Linked DNA regions of Mus musculus: region 1 is linked to region 2. The links are chromatin loops, found by intact Hi-C in ENCODE. Cell type or tissue: heart. All regions are shown on one strand. Each heading gives the region's core, and the rest is flanking DNA. Links, peaks and the distances in the headings are about the cores only.

The links. Peaks named below come from ENCODE experiments on the same cell type or tissue, not always from the same donor. Only the 100,000 strongest peaks of a DNase experiment are listed, where the experiment ranks them.
Region 1: it touches region 2 in a loop (2.1-fold over the local background); 2 of 42 quality-filtered maps call a loop at or near these places.

Annotation. Positions count from the first base shown.
Region 1 is chr11:107,210,811-107,219,145 of GRCm38, reverse strand. Pitpnc1 (phosphatidylinositol transfer protein, cytoplasmic 1) reads left to right here. Exons shown (of 9, transcript NM_001359616.1): 9 at 6,488-8,335. The coding sequence ends at 6,804. Among named protein-coding and RNA genes, the nearest start is that of Nol11, 26 kb to the right of the region's middle. In heart, for the core only: CTCF peaks have their summits at 3,561 (motif pointing left) and 5,225 (motif pointing left); no DNase peak of the experiment used is centred there.
Region 2 is chr11:107,314,285-107,322,619 of GRCm38, reverse strand. Pitpnc1 (phosphatidylinositol transfer protein, cytoplasmic 1) reads left to right here. Exons shown (of 9, transcript NM_001359616.1): 3 at 945-1,033; 4 at 1,820-1,827. Among named protein-coding and RNA genes, the nearest start is that of Gm11716, 17 kb to the left of the region's middle. In heart, for the core only: no CTCF peak of the experiment used is centred there; DNase peaks (open chromatin) are centred at 4,679 and 6,909; H3K27ac peaks cover 499 bases.

The DNA.
Region 1 (8,335 bases), core at 317-8,316, 100 kb after region 2:
CCTGTTCGTATGCATTTATGGTATGTGGAGGTATTTCAAGATTTAGGGAGCTTTTTCTTAGCAGGTAGCTTACCTAGCTTGTAGCCGCAGCAGCATCCAGCACTGGGAGGTGGAGATAGAAGAGATCAGGAGATAGAAGTCCTCCTAGGATACACAGGGAGATTTGGTACCTGGGCTACATGAAACCCTCCCTGTCTCAGAGAGAGGGCGTGGCGAGGGGGAGCAGAAATAGATGCTCTCATAAGGACCCTCCCTACCAGTATTACATGGTCTTCTACCTCGTTTGGTTTGGTCTTATGCTTTTGGTTCTGTTGTCAATCACATGGCTCCACCAGTCCCTTGACTTGTTTTCAAATCTCACTATGAGCAAGGCACCGATCATCTTTGCCGCCGAACCCTTTCTTATGCCCACAAAACTGATACGGCTCTGAAAGTCCAGAGTCTGCCCATGGTAAGTCCCTCCCTTCTGTGAAGATTCATCCCAGTAAGGCAGTGGACTCTTTGCCTTCTCTGGGTTTCGTTTTCCCAATTAATTGGTTAATGACGGGTACACAAAGAAACACGTTTTTCAGTTTTGAACTTGTACTTAAGTGGGACTGCTTCGTATTCCTTTCCAGGTGTGTTTGTGGTTAAGAAATACTGACAATCAGTCGTTGAAGTTGTGGGGGTTTGGTCTTGCAGAATGTGTTATTGTTGACTAAGTCCCTTCTGTCTTTACCCTAAAGAAGCATTCTTTTATTGCTTGTCAATAACCTGCTTTCTAAAAGAGCGTGTCCTTGCTTGCCCGGCCTGCAGCTTAGCCTTCTCCATACTTACATTGCTTGTGGACAGCATTCTGATGGACGACTCCAGGGCTGACAGGAGCATCTTGAGTTCAATAAAATAGCCCAGGCCTAGATTTTGGGCCACACTCCACCTCAGCCCCTGACCATACTGAATTAAATCATGAGCTCTGGCAGGTCTGCCCTTTGGAAGCAAAGAAAACCTCACATGACACTCGATTGAGATTTAAAAAAAAAAAAAAAATCAGGGCACATGATCCAGAAAATGCTTAAGGAAGAACTCCAGCCGGGAACCCACGAGGCAGATCCCCCCCCTCAGCCAATCAGTGGTAACGTGGATGCTTTTTTCTTCTTCATGCTTTATTGGTCGGTGAGGGCATGAAGTGAAATTCTGCCATGACTTGATAAAGCTTTGCTAGACTAGGAGAAAAGCTGATCAAATCCAGCAGAAGAATAAGAGAGTTGGGGGTGGGGAGGAAGACAGGTGTTTAAGGTGAGACCAGTAAAATATCAATTTTACACATCTCACTTGCAGAAAGAGGAGATTCCTTGGTTTTCTTTTTGTTTGTGTATTTGTTTGTTTGTTTGTTTGTTTTGATTTTGAGACAAGGTCTCATACAGCCCAGGCTAGCCTTGAAGCCATAATCTTCCTGCCTCAGCCTCCCAGGTGCCAATGTCGCAAGAATGAGGCAGGACTTCTCAACCCGGTCACTGTTGGCATTTGGAATGAAATCTTTGTTTGTTGAGAATTGGAGATCCCAGCCTATAGGATGTCTTACAGCATCCCTCCCTCCCCATCCCTAGAGAGATGCCAGCAGAACACCTTTCCACCGCTGTCACAACCAGACACTGCCACAAAACCATCTCCTGGGGAAAACCATTAAGAGCTCGTTATCCTGAAACACTGAAAACTTGTAGATTCTAGCCAAACGTGGTGTTGTGCACCGTCGTATTTATAGATCAATGTGGGTGGAAGAGTGTCAGCCATCTCAAAGCTGTCAGACTACACTCAAAGACCCGCACTTTCTGGCCTTTTGTATTCCATGCAAAAAAAAAAAAAATCTGTGTGAGAATTGTACTGACTCTCACACACCCCCAGTGAATGCGCTGGGTCTGCCCTCCACAGCCTGTCTCCTACCATAGCAATGAAAGTGTGCTTGGTGTTGTCAAATCCACTAACTTAAAGATGCCCTAGTATCTCTCTGGAAAGTTTGACCTGAAGGTAAGTCTTAAACCCAAACCGCCCGGCCCCTCTGTTCCTGAGAGAGATCTTCTAACAAAGCTTTAGGAGGTCCCAGGCTACGCACAGCCCACTCGCTAACACTCTCGCCCACTTTCCAAGAATCACCCCTACGAGTTTGACCTCCACTCTTCTTTGCCCTCACTCCCTTCTTTGGCTGGTTTATCTAACTTTATGATTTTTACTCCATAAAGTTAGTCAGTCACCTGCTTTTTAATTAAAAAAAAACAAAACAAAACTTTGCTGAGCGACCTTCTTTCCCTAAAGTGTCCCCCGTTAAAGTTTGTATTTAATAACGGAAGTTGCCCACGTCTTGACTTTTTTCAGATATGACAATGGATGATGTTCGGGAATACGAGAAAAACATGCATGAACAAACCAACATAAAAGTTTGCAATCAGCACTCCTCCACTGTGGATGACATAGAGAGCCATGCACAGACCAGTGTATGTAGACTGTTCAAAGCGCGTTGCCCACCCTGTGGGAAACAGACATGGAAGCCCATCTGTTAGCCCGTGAAAATGCGGGGTCCCCAGCCTTCTGTGAAAACAGAACCTCTCCCAGAGACCGTGGGTAAAGGTGCCCCCCTCCCAAGTCTTCGAGTGGGCTGTGTCAGTCACCTGGGTCTTCCAGATCTTTCCACTCTTCAGTGGCTTCTCTTCATGGCTAACCCAGTCATAAAAAGAGAGTGGAAACATTTGGGGGTACCTGTCAGATGGCCTGCACTAATCACGAAGTAGCACAGGAGCCACAGTGGGTGTCAGAGGTGAAGTGGATCAAATGCGGGACTTTTCAAGGCGTAGTTGGCACTTGTACTCCTTGAAGGGCTTTGCTCTTCAGCTGTCATGGTCTCTGAGAGGCTTTTCTGGAACTCTTTTGGGCTGTTTTACTCAGTCAGTTCCTTTTGACTTAGGCTAATCTACAGAGTAAGCTACAGTCTGTGCACACACGCATTCCTAGTGGGGGCTGGTGGTGAACTGAGATTTAGGGGTGCTACATAGTAGATCTAGCCTGAGACTTACTTAGCAAAGGCCTTAGAAAGCCCAGGGTTGTTTGACAGCCTTGGGTTTACTGAAAGCTGACTATATGGTATATACCAGAAATGGAAGCCTGTATTTAAATACATAGTTATCTCTTGGTCAGTGATGCTAACAAAGAGGCCCTAGGGATAACAAAGGACTCGTCCCCAAGTTGGCACATAGGTCTCAGCCAGATCTCTTACATGTGATCTTTCTCGGAACAGGATGAATTCTTGTGTTTGCCATGCCCAGGCCCTAGGGTAATAGTATTTATTATAAGATACTGGGAAACTCAAGAATGCAGTTTTTACATGACTGCTACTTTTGTTTTTTTGGTTCTGTTTTGTTTTGCTTTTCTAAGAAGTGAGAATGCAGGGTCTAGAGACAGCTCAGCAGTTCAGAGCACCTGCCCTTGTAGGTACCCAAGTTCAGTTCCTAGCGCCCATATCTAGTGGCTCACCACTTTCTGGTCCGGGGTATCCAGTGCCCTCTACTGTCCTAAGTAGGCATTGATTGCATGCATGCACATGTGTATACACACACACACATATACATAAACAAATGATAAATCCATTTTTTAAAAAAGAAATGAGAGCATAATTACAGAACTTTGAGAGGTAACTGTTGTGACAAAGGCTCTAGAATCGGAAGACCTTCTGGTAATGTTTTGGAAATGTTTAATCACACACACACACACACACACACACACACAGAGCATGATTTGGACTGTACCTTGCCAGGCTAGTGCATGCCATTGGCCACTGGATGCATGTGACCGCCTGAAAGCGGACTGGCTCCGCCTTCCCCCTGTCGTGCACGCGGTGATTGGGGTTTGCAGGAAACCAGTTGAAGCAAGAGTTGCTGAAGGTTTGCCCCATTTTGATCGAATACCTCCCAACTCTCCTTTTTTCCTGTTCTAAAGATAGGAATGTTCTTTTAAGGAAACTGTTCCAGAACGTTCCTTGCTTTAGATTACCTTTTCTCCTAGGAATGTCAAACCCAAAGAAAGCTACAGGGGAGGGAAGAAGGGACAAGGGATGCCTGAAGGGCACTGAGCACCACTGTTTTCAGGATCTAAGGCAGACATGGTGGCTGAGAGCTGAGGCAGGAGAATTGCCTTGAGTTGGAGGCCAGCCTGATCTATAATATGGGCCAAGGGGGAGGTGGGGTAGGGACAGAGCTTACAGCTTAAAGCCTTTGCATGTGTTCTTTCCGTTTTAACTCATCATTAGCGTTAAACTGTGTAGAGAAAGATGATAACTCAGAATGCACCCCCACCTTTTTTCTGGCTGTAAGAAACCCATTGTCACCATGATTGAAGTATAATGGTTATCTTATAATATTGCCCTCTTTCTTTGGGATACCATGAGATCGTGGATCATGTGTTGTGTTGTGTTGTTGTTGTTGTTTGTTTGTTTGTTTTTTGCAATTGTACTTTTTTTTTCCATAATGAAAAAAAGATGGTTAAAGCTGAGAGGCTGTGTGTACCACAAGTAAGTAGTGTGTGGATAGGCCAGCAAGATGGCCTATCAGGGAAAGACCCTCATCATACAAGCTTAGAGACCTGAGTTTGATTGCCAGGGCCCAGGTAACTGTGGAAAGAGTGAATTGGCTCCACATGTACACAGACACACACCCTAAGAATTAAAAATATTTTTAAAATGTATAAATAGTAATAAAGCCACATAATGGGGCTAGGGATGTAGCAAAGTGCTTAACTATGCAGAACCCTGGGCTAGATCCCTAACACCATATAAACGGTGGCCGCTGTCACAATCCCGGCACTGGTGAAATAGAGGCAGGAAGATCAGAGATCCAAAGTTATCCTCACCTACATACTGAGTTAGAGGCCAGCCTGATCTACCCAAGAGCCTATCAAAGAAAAAGAAAAATAATTTTAGCACCTTCACGGGTGCTAAAATGAAATTTAAATGATCACCCTGAAAATGGATAAGTTAAGTCGGAAGTAAGCAAAATTAACTTCCGTTAGCACACTAAAGAAAGAAACTAAAGAAAGAAGCAGTCTCGCTTGGCAAGTGAGAGGTTTCAAAGAGAAGAGGAGACTCTGAGGGGTTTTGGTTTTGGTTTTTTGGTTTTTTGGTTTTTTGAGTTTTTTGGGTTTTTTTTTTTTTTTTTTTTTAATCTAAATTCTGTGCTGTGTCCTTTCTGCCCCCTGCTGGAAACATACAATATCACAACATTTCAGCAACTTGTTAACCAAGTCACTTTTTCAAATTGCTATCCATTTATTAAAGATATATCCTAGTTCACTAAAATTCTATGTCGAATTCCAAGCAAATGCTGCTTTAAAGAAATGAATCTCACTCATTCACTTAAAAGTGGTAAGTTAATAGGTACGAGTTTTCTTAAAACCATATAAATTTTATATTATGTCAACACAATTGTAATTTTTTTTTATCTCCTTTATAAAAACTCTTCCCTTTCAGGAAATTTTTTAAAATTTCATAGGGAAATGGTCACAGATTCAATTTAATGGGAAGTGGGGGTTTTTTGTTTTTGTTTTTGTTTTTTTGAGTCTGGCATTTGATAGTGCATGCCTTTAATCCCTACACATGGGAGTCAGAGACAGGTAGATCTGGGTTTTGCAGTCCCAGAGCCTGGTCTACGAAGTTACCGGACCTTGGGGCCACACAGAACACCCCCACATACACAAAAAGTGTTTGTTGTTTTCTTTGTCCAGATGTTATGAAACCCAGTGGTGTGACTTGGTGGTAGAGCCCCTGCCTGGCATACTCGGGGCCCTGGATTTGATCCCCAGCCCCACAAAGAACACCTAATGATTAACATAGGTTGTCAGTGTTCATGCCACATTCAACACTGCAAAGAGACCTGAACCACTGAGACCATGGCAGAGGGCCAGAAGAACTGAATGAGCCTGAGTAAGCCAACGTAGATACACACAACACACATGCATGCACACACATTCATACAGACACAGACACCACGTACATGACACACCTATGCATGCATACACACACACACACACACACAAATATTTTTAATGCATACTAACTAGGCTAATGAGATGGCTCACCAAGTAAAGGCAGCCACTGCTGCCGAGCCTGGCAACCTGAATTCAACCCAATGAACCCGATCCTCTCTCCCCCGAGACTCAGCCACCCACACCACACACAGCAAATAGATAGATAAAGTGTATTTCAGTCATTCCTTAATACTTACTAAGAGTCCTTTGAAAACTCTTGGGTTAATATCCAAAAAAAGAAATGTTCTTTTCCGGGATGTGTCTTAGTAACACAGATGTGGGGGGCAGGGGAGAAAAAAAAATGAGGGTCTAATATTTCAAAGACATGTCAAGTTTGTGATTGGGTAGGCATCAGCTTCATGGTAGTGTCCCCAGATTTAGCAATAAACCCATTTGCCCGTCCGAACAGTAACTATTCTTTTCTCCGCTTTTCCCTTTGAAGACATGACAATGGATGAAGTGCGAGAGTTCGAAAGAGCCACTCAGGAAGCCACCAACAAGAAGATTGGCGTTTTCCCACCGGCCATTTCTATCTCCAGCATCGCCCTACTGCCTTCCTCGGTGCGCAGCGCCCCCTCCAGCGCCCCATCCACCCCTCTCTCCACAGATGCGCCAGAATTTCTGTCCATTCCCAAAGACCGGCCCCGGAAAAAATCTGCTCCAGAGACGCTCACACTTCCAGATCCGGAGAAAAAAGCCACCCTGAATTTACCTGGCGTCTACACTTCCGAAAAGCCATGTCGGCCCAAATCAGAGTAACTCGGTCTGAACATCCCTTTGGGTCCTTTGTTTTCATTTGTGGCTTTTTTTTTTTTTTTTTTTAAAGAATTCTCTGGACGAGGAAAAGACTGCCTCCTTCACTCAGATGTGTTCTTGGATCTCAGACAATGCATGTGGTTAAATAATCTCACAGATAGCAAGAACCCCTACGTGTGCCACACAGCATCATAGTGAATGTGAAAAGTATGATTTAGGGAAAACAAAAAACAAAAAAAAAAAACAAAAAAACGAAAGGAAACAAAACAGGAGGGGCTGAGGACACCGCTCAGTGGGTAGAGCTGCTACAGCTACTGTGGAACCCGGGGTTCCATCCCAGCCATGGTAACCAGGCAGGAGGATCAGAAGTTCAGGGTCAACCTCAGCTACATACAGAGTTTGAGGCCAGCCTGAGTTATTTGAGACACTGTCTCAAGAACAATCAAACAAAACCCACAGAATCTTCTCTAGCTTTAGATGTGGACCAGGGAGGAAGCCTTGTTTTGGGGGCTTTGGTGAGTCTGATGTGGACCTCAATGGTAAAAGGGTAAATGGATGAGAAAACTTTTTTTTTTTTTTTTGGTAAGGTGTGGTAAATTAATGATGTCAGTTTCCTCCCATCAAACCTGAAATTCTCAACAACAACAAAAAAAAAAAAAAAGAAAAAAAAATACTCTCAGGTGTCACATGCCTAATTGTTCTCTTTTGGGACTGCTGACTACCAATACTTGAATTCCAGTTGTTATCAATATTCCTATTTTGATTTAGTCTGACTCAGGATTTGGAGCCTGATTAACTTCTTAAATTTTTGAAAATTTTAATAACCAACTTCTTGAGGCTCCAAGTGCAATTAATGATAATGTCTTTATACCTTTTCACAAAATTTAATAAAGCACCCATCTGTTTGCGTCTCTTCGCTTCCCCTTTTTGTGCCCTGGTGGCTTCTCAAATCTTGCCTGGATGACTTATGACCACAACTAATACAATGTGGAATATTCCGGAAACAGAGAGCCCCAGGTGAGACAGACATCTTCTCTTCAGGGACCTGCAAAGTTTGACTTGTGAGCTTCATCCATAACGATTCTCAGAAATTTCGACAAGCTAAGTAGAATTCATTGACAGTCTCCCACTTGAGGAAATTGAGGATAGACTAAGGGACCCGGGTTTAACTAGCCAGTGTCTGAACCACACAGAAGAGAAGCCACGCCTCCTGGTTTACTCTTAGGAACACCCAGATATTCCTGGAAATGGTTTGCCCATCACCAGGCTTTAGGAAGCACCACCATTCTCTTAGGCCTTCCTTATAATCTAAATATCGGGGGCCAGGGTGTAACTCGATTGTAGAGTTCTTGCCTAACATTCAGGAGGCCCTGGGACTGATCCATAACCCTGCAAAAAAGGAAATAATCCAGCTATTGCCTGTGTCCCTGGAATCCAGTAAATACAGGCAGGCGGGAGGAGTGGAATCGCAGGCTCCTATTTGTACAGAGGTGTGATCATAAATGTCCCTTTTTGTCTTGCTCTCATTGCTGAA
Region 2 (8,335 bases), core at 174-8,173:
CACATGCACACACACACCAGGCACACATAGAGGTATCTCGTGGGTGACTATGAATCCAGTCAGGTTGACAACACAGATGAACCATCACAGGGCATTGCTAGCTCGAAGTTTTCAGTTCTTAGGCGTAGCAGCTTGGTGCGTACACCACGGGGGAGGGGCTGTGGGAGGTGTGTGCACGTGAGCGTGAGAACCAATCTCAAATAGCATTCCTTGGGAGCTCGCCACCAGGGTCTCCTGGCCTGATCTTGCTTATTAGGCTCGACTAGCAGGTCAGCCAGCCTGACGGATCTGCCTGCCTCTGCCTCACCAGAGCTGGAATGTTTCTCTCATGGGTGCTGGGCATCAAGCGCACGTCCTCATACTTCTCCACTAGCTCTTTACAAGCTGACCTATCTCGCCAGTCCCTTCAGATTGCTTCTTGTTGTTCCTTGCTGTCGTGGAGGCCCAAGAAGCCGATGATTTATGGTGTCCTTGTCTCTGATCACAAGGGGGAGGGGCTAGACACTAGCATCCTAGGATAGTGAGCTATCCTGATTTGTGCTGGGAAGAAATAAAATTGGGATTCAGTTCAGAATATTTGCTGATCTTCCACGGAGCAGAGTCTGGCTCCCAGCATTCAAATAAGGAACTTCAGTACCATGGGATCTAGTGCCCTCTACTGTCCAGTGTAGGCACCTATGCACACCACACACACACACACACACACACACACACACACACACACACACACACAAGTATGTCCAAGAAAATTAGTGACTCCAAGAAATACCACAGAGATGGAGAAGAGAGGTATGGAGGGAAGAGAGGCCACAGAACCTTAGCAATAATATGCCTTATATCCAGGAAGTTAAATAAGTTAAATAAGGCCCGAACAAACTCTAACTTTTTTTCTTTCCCACTCCTCTTCCTCCTTCTCCCTCTTCCTCTTCCTCTTCTTTTTTCAGCAAGCTGCCTAGTTGGGCCAGAGCTGTTGTTCCCAAAATATTTTATGTGACCGAGAAGGCGTGGAATTATTACCCATACACCATCACAGGTAAGTCCTCAGGACAGGTCAGCTACCAGCAGCAAGTACAGGCTGAGCACTATGGGATTTCACTGGGCGGGGACAGACTGTCTCCATGGGGCCTGTTCCGAGGTCTTCTCATTGGTCGGTCCCCTATATTGTGCCCACACACAACTTGTTCAGTTGGGTTGTTGCTATTTTGCAGAGATTCTCTCTCCTCTCAGAGAATGTGGAAAGCTTTAATGCCTCTTCTTTATAATGCTTTCCGTTCTGAATATTGTATCAGCACAGTACCCCCCCCCAACCCCACACCAGACTCTGAAGCTTGGGTTGTAGCCCCCCCCCAGACACTTTGGGGGGGGGCAGCATCTCAGGATCCCACTTCAGCATCTTTGCAAAGTTCTTTGTGAATTGTTTAAAAAAAAAAAAAGAAAAAAGAAAAGGAAAAAGAAAAAAAGGAAGACAAAGAGAAAAATCACTGAAAAGATTTCCTCTGTGGTTAATGAAATGCTCTACTGGAATTATTAGCCTCTCGTTCTGATTTTACAATGCCAACACTTGGGTTTTTTAATTAGCTACAAACCTATAGGCTAATTGAATCTTGTCTAACTGACCTGATTTGGCCAAATGAAGGAGTACCATGAAACACAGAGGCATTCGGGATTTACAAAAATCCAATTTTTTTAGCGCATTCTTAACACTTATAACTTGTCAGGAACTATCAGTCGTTTGGTTTGTGTTCCATAGACCTGGTCTAACTCATTGTTTTTTTCTCCTTTTCTTTTTGCTCTTTGCCATCTGAACGTCTGGAATCAGAATACACTGTAAGTTCATTTAATTTTCAAAAATATTCTGCCTATGATCTGTGGGTTAATTGAAATCTTCTTCATATTTGTCTTATAGATGTAGTCATTTTTTTAAAAAAGAGGAATAATCAGAATCAGAATTATTTAAATGTAGGCTATTATATAATTTTACATATATATAATTCAATAAGCTAAGTGTTCTCTTTTTTTTTTCAAGAATATTAATGTAACTCAAAGTGCCTTAATAGTCACTTTACATAATTAACTTGGGCTTGCAATTCTTTATATAGCCTGACTGCTTTACTGGTAAGAGTTCACTAATAAAAGAGTGTCTTGCAATGTGGCATTAAAGACAGTATTGTTTTGGTGGGGGGAGGGGCTTATACATGGGGGAGATGCATATGCAAATGGTCATACAGGTGTTAGAGTGGTCGGTCACTTTTGCTTGACAAACTAATTGAAGTCCTTAGTAAGGACTAAGTAAGGACTAAGTCTTACTTGGCTTCCTGTTGCTGGCATAAAACACTGACCAAAGGCGACTTGGGGGCAGAACGGGTTTATTTGGCTTAAGCGTCCTGATCACAGCCCGTTATGAAGGGAAACGAGGGAGGAATTTGGAAGAAGAAACTGATGCAGAGGCTATGGTGGAGCGCTGCTTACCAGCTTGCTGCTCTTGGCTCTCAGTGTGCTTGCTCTCTAATACACCACAGGACCGTCTGTCCCAGAGTGGCTCCGCCCACAGTGGGCTGAGCTTTCCCACATCAATCACTAATCAAGGCAAGGGCAGATTCCCTGGAACTGGAGTTACAGGCTGTTCTGAGCCACCTGGTATGGATGCTAGGACCAATTATAGGTCCTGCAAGAGCAGCTCAGCCGCTGAGCCATCTCTCCAGCCTCTTTCTCTGTATATTGAATGATCACGACGGGGTGGACTTTGGAAGCCTAGGGAGAAGAGATAGCTCAGTTAGTAAATGCTTGTCTCAAAACCACGAGGAGCTGAGTTCACATCCTAGCCCAGATACCAGCTCCACATGGAACCTTGGCTTGGCGGTGTACGTCTATAATCCAGTACTGTGGGAGGTGGGGACACGGGCGGACCCTTGACACTTATTGGCTGTCAGCCAGACTGAATGATGAGCTTCTGGCTCAGGAAGAGACCTTGTCTCAAAAAATAAGGTGGCGAGCAAGCAAGGAAGACAGCTAACATCAACCGTGTGCTTACTCATGAACATTTGCATGCACATACGCACCCAAGCATACATATGATAACCACACAGTGCGCTCCCATAAAGATGGTGGACTTTGGAGTTGGTTGAATCCTTGACTTCAGTGCCTCCAAATGGCCTTCCTGGGGGCCTTCATTTCCTCGTTTAGAAGTAGGGGAGCTCTCACTGTCTCATGAAGGTGTAGTGGAAACGGTGCTGAACAATTGGAATCTCAGCCTAGTGCTGGGTGCAAGGTCAGTACTTAGCACGTGTCGGCTGGTCTTTGTAACATTGTAGCAGAAGGCTCTGTTCTCCCAGTGGACTCTACTTAGAAGCAGAGCTCAGTCCCTATCAAGACAGACCGGGCTCCAGCTGCAGTCATGGAAGGAAGGACTGACTAGGGAGTGAGTATTCAATGCTTTCCTTCTTCCCACTCGGAAAGATTATGCCTCTCATTTGAGATGAAATCAATGATGATATGGACAAAGAGATTTGTTACGTTTAAAACTGCATCAAAAAGCTAGACGTGGTGGCCTAAGCCTTTAATCCCAGCACTTGGGAGACACAGACAGGCGGATCTCTGTGATGCCAGCCATGGCTTCACAGTGAAACTGTGTCAAAAACAAAGACAAAAAAACAATGATTAAAAAAACTGCACAAAGATAGTCATTTGCCTGGAGCCTTAGAATTAAACCACCTTGACTTGACCCCATGTGACATGTGAATGTCATAGTTTTTGTTTTGTTTTGTTTTGTTTATTTTTGGTTTTGGTTTTTTTGGTTTTGGTTTTGGAGACAGGGCCTTACCACGTAGCCCTTGCTGGCCTGAAACTTGATTTGTAGACCAGGCTGGCCTTGAACAGAGAACCACCTACCAGTGCCTTCCTCCCAGGGTGCTGGGCTTAAAGGCGTGCATCATCATACCCACTCGTGATACATAATAGTGACAGAGAACACATGTCTGAATGATGTTACTGTGTCATTTCTAAAGAATATTCACTACTTTATCATTGCTGGGACCAGGAACTTGGGGACGGAAGGGTTTATTTGTGTTCACAGTGAGAAGGAACACAGGTCATCATGGAGGGGAAGGCATGGCCCCAGGAATAAGAACCTGCTTGGTCGAGTTGTATCCACTGTCAGAGTGCAGAAAGCAACGAATGCTGGCCTTCAGCTTTCTCTATCCTTTTTAGTCAGTTTAGAAGCCAGCCCATGGGTGCCACCCACATTCAGGACTATCTCACCCCTTTCAGTCCAATCTAAAAACCCCTTTACAGACCCGGAAATTAAATGCCAACGTTTGACATTGCTGTCCTGTGCGGCCTAGAAGTCTTCCAATAGGATCCTCATTTCCTCTTGAGGGCTTCTCGATGGCTGGAACTTCTGCCAAGCCTCTGCCCACCAGCTTTCTTGCAGCGCTAGTGAGACATTCCTGTTCAAGGAAATTGGGTGTGGGGGGCACAGTATTCAAAGAGGAAGCCCATTCTCGTTGTCCAGCACTGCACCATATGACGTTCTGTCTGACTCAGCATTTTCCTTGCCTCCCCCGTTATTCTGGCCCCATGTCTTTTGCAGATTTCTTTCTTCCTCAATTCGTTGGGTGACTGTCCCTCTGTCTGAGGTCAGCAGTCACTCACTGGGCAGCCAAGTGTGCAGAGCATCATGTTTAATGTTACCACAGGGCTCTTGGCACCATCATCTCTGCCCTTTGGGGTCATAATCTCGTGGCAAGTGCGTGGCCATCCTAGTCAAAGTTTCGTATTGTCAGCAAGTCCTAGGGTCTTCTAGAGGTCAGAGAGGACTCAGCTGGCCTCAGACGTGTCCCACAGGACTGCATAATCAGCAAGCTGAGCTGCCTGCCTGCCGGCTGAGGATCAGACTAGAGGAAAGAAGCGAAGATCATTTGGGGGACTCCGGGCCGACAAGCCACTGCCACAGGAAATGAAGGCCCTTGACCTCTGGTTTGAGCTTTGAGTTCAGAGACAGTCTGCGGGGTGCCCAGTGCAGGCCATGGGAGAGGGTAGAGTACAACAGGCTTAAGCTGGGGTTGATTCATGGAGCTAAGAGGTAAGGCTGTTAGCCTTAGTAGAGGAAAGTAAAGGCTGCAGTTACATGTGAATTTTCGGATAATATATATAATATATATATAAACAGATAATATATAAACATACACATACTTATATGTATATGTGTGTGTGTGTGTGTATACTTATGGTATCAATATGTCCTACATTTATGGGACATAGTCTAACCTGTATGTAACAGCCGATGATAGGGACTCAAGTCTGATAATTAGATTATAAGGACTGAGACATCTATAGTCAGGTGCAATGGGACAGGCCTTTAATCCCAAAAGTCAGGAGTCAGAGTCTGTGAGTATGAGACCATTTGTCCACATAGTAAGATTCTGTCTCAAAATAAATAAATAAATAACAAATAAATAACAGAGAAAAAAAACCCAACACACAAAACAACCTGAGATTCCCTCTGGATCAGGGAGAGAAAGAAATGCTAAGGGTATATACCAGGAACCTAGCCACATCTGATATGCCACGGTAACTCCAAGGCCAGGCAAGGGCTCTCAGAAAGCCTTGGAAGGCACCTCCTGGCTCAGTCACGCTTGGTATAGGTGGTAAGGTGGACAGCTGGGGAATGTTAAATGTGACAATTGGACACATGACTGTCAGTATTCCTTCTTAAGAGAGAAATGTGTCTGTTGTTGTTGTGTGGGGGTGATTTGCATGTGAGGGTGTGTGTGAATGCCGTAGCACACTCGTGGAGCCTGAGAGTAATTTCCAGGGCTTGGATCTCTCATTCCATTCTGGGTTCTGGGATCTAACTGGGGTCATAGGACTTGCCTGGCTTTCTATCCACTGAGCTATCTCCACAGACCAATATTTCTTTTCTTTCTTCCTTTCTTGTTTAAACTCCTGTCTCCATATGCATGCTGGAATTACAGATAGGCATCACCATGCCCAGTTAATTTAGTACTACGGCTTAAACCCAGGGCTTCACGAAATGCTTGCCAACAAATTTACCAGCTGAACTCTCCCAGGCTTTTTGTTGATGATGGTAGGCTTGTTGTTGCTATCCATTTGTTTGTCTGTCTGTTTGTTTTTGAGACAGGGTCTCGAATGTCTCTGGCTGGCCTCAACTCACTACGTAGCCAAGGATAGCCTGTCGGTACTTCAGTGTTGTATGTAAATGTTATGATTGGAATATATATGGCCTAAGTAAAACATAAGAACGTGTCTGGCAGATAGTGGTTAACCTGGGGGAGGGCAGAACTTACTTCGCAGACATCTGCCATGTTGTAGCTTGGACACTTAGATGAATTATCATAGACTAGGCAATTTAAAACAACAGATATTTATTTTTTGCCCTTCCTGGAAGCTGGAAGTCCAAGATTAAGATCACTTCCAGCTCTGTTCCTGGGGTGGGCTTTCTTCCTGGTTTACAAACAGCAAACTTCTCTCCACATGGTAAGTAACATGGGCGGTCAAGAAAGCACACTTTCTGTTCTCTCCTTATAAGGAACAAATTCCATCTTGGGGACTCCATCTTTCTGATCATATCTAAACCTACTTCCTCCTTAAAGTCTCAGCTCTAAATATTGGGAGTTAGGGCTTTGACACTGAAGCAGGGACAGGACAATTCAGTGTATAGCATGCTGATCTAGGCACCATAAGGTAGGTACTGCCACTGGATCCTTGTCATCAGGAAGATAGCAATTCAGAAAGCTGCAAAATGCCGGGTCAGAGTCTACGTTTAGTCTCCGTAGGGAAACCATGTTGTTCCTGATGAGTCTGCGTTTATTTTCCATTCCAAAATAGGCCTGCTTTTCTTTCCATCTCCCGGGCCACTGGGGATCTGAAATGTTCCCTCTGGCTCCAGGTGCACTCCTGCAGGCCTGCATAGCACATCCTGCAGCCGCCACCCACGGCTTGGGCTGGGCCGCGTTCTCACGCTCTCTGCCCACCCTGTACTCTGAACACGGTTCTGCACCGGGATGGCTGGCGGATGCTCTCAATTGCCTTCCTCTCTCCCGGCTGCACCGCTGTCTAATTGAGCTCCTTACCCCCCAATCCTTTCATCTTAACTGCCTCTCTTTTTGATGTCTTTCTCAAGTTCAAGATTTCCTGTCCTACATCCCAAAACAGAATTTCTCCCAAGACTGCCAGAGAGTTCTTTCTTTGAAAGGCAGCCCCTGGGGCCCTACAAACTCCAAACCCATGATCCTGCACGTTAGCAGTCATCCAGAGCTGTAGTAAGTTCACCAGTAGCTCTCTGTGACTGTCCAGTCTGTCACCTGAACCTTAACCTATCCCCTCGCTGGGGACAATACCCATACAGGAGGACTTTCTATGTAGGGTCATTTAGAGGTCAACCTGATCCCAGTTATCAAGAAATAAAAAGCTTTTCCGTCACTGGGAGTGTATTATATAGAGACGTCACTTGTCCAAGAAGTGGAAAAAATATCTTTAACTTGATTATGGGATGGGGGTGGGGTGGGGATCTTAATTACACACTACACCAAGAATAGTGTGACAACGTTCTTCCAGACAGTAGATCGTTTAGCCAGCCCTTCGGAACCACCAGCTCTTCTAAAGTTTATCAAGTCCCAAAGGAAGGTACTGAAGACATTAGCTGCCATCTGAACTGATGATGTGGGGTTTTTATTCTTGAACTAAAATAGAAAGAAAAAGAAAAACCTCCACACAAGCCAACAGTGTCAAGCCCCCTGTGTTACACTCTTATAAGAGAAGAATTCCTTCCTTCTTGTAGGAATTTGAAGTTTTGTAATGTTCACAAGAGTGTCCTACAGTGTTCAGTGGGTGCATACATATTGATGCTATAACCACACCCCTCCATCAAATTCATCTTCAATAAGAACCCATGGAAGAGACCATGGCAAATGATGCACCTTTATATTCATGTAGGTCAAACTGACCTTGAACTGGCTATGGAGCTGAAGGTAGTCTTGAGCTTCCTACCATCCTACCTGGGCTCGCAGGTATGCATCACCAGGTCCAGTTGATGCAGTGTTGGGGGTTAGACCCAGCACTGTGTGCACGGTAAGCAAACACTCCACCCACTGAGCCAAAGCGCTAGCCCTAGACACAACTGTCTGGTAGTTAAAATAGCAGCTGTTCCACAAAAAGACCGAGCTGTGAGCTTGGGATGGTCTACTGTTACTCATTTGAATGATTCAGATGAAAGAGGACGACCAAATTCTAATAACTAAGGAGAATCAAATGACTCTTTCGATCGATTCCCCGAGCTGTGTTGTGTCTCCGTGAGGCCTAGGGTTAGCCTAGACAA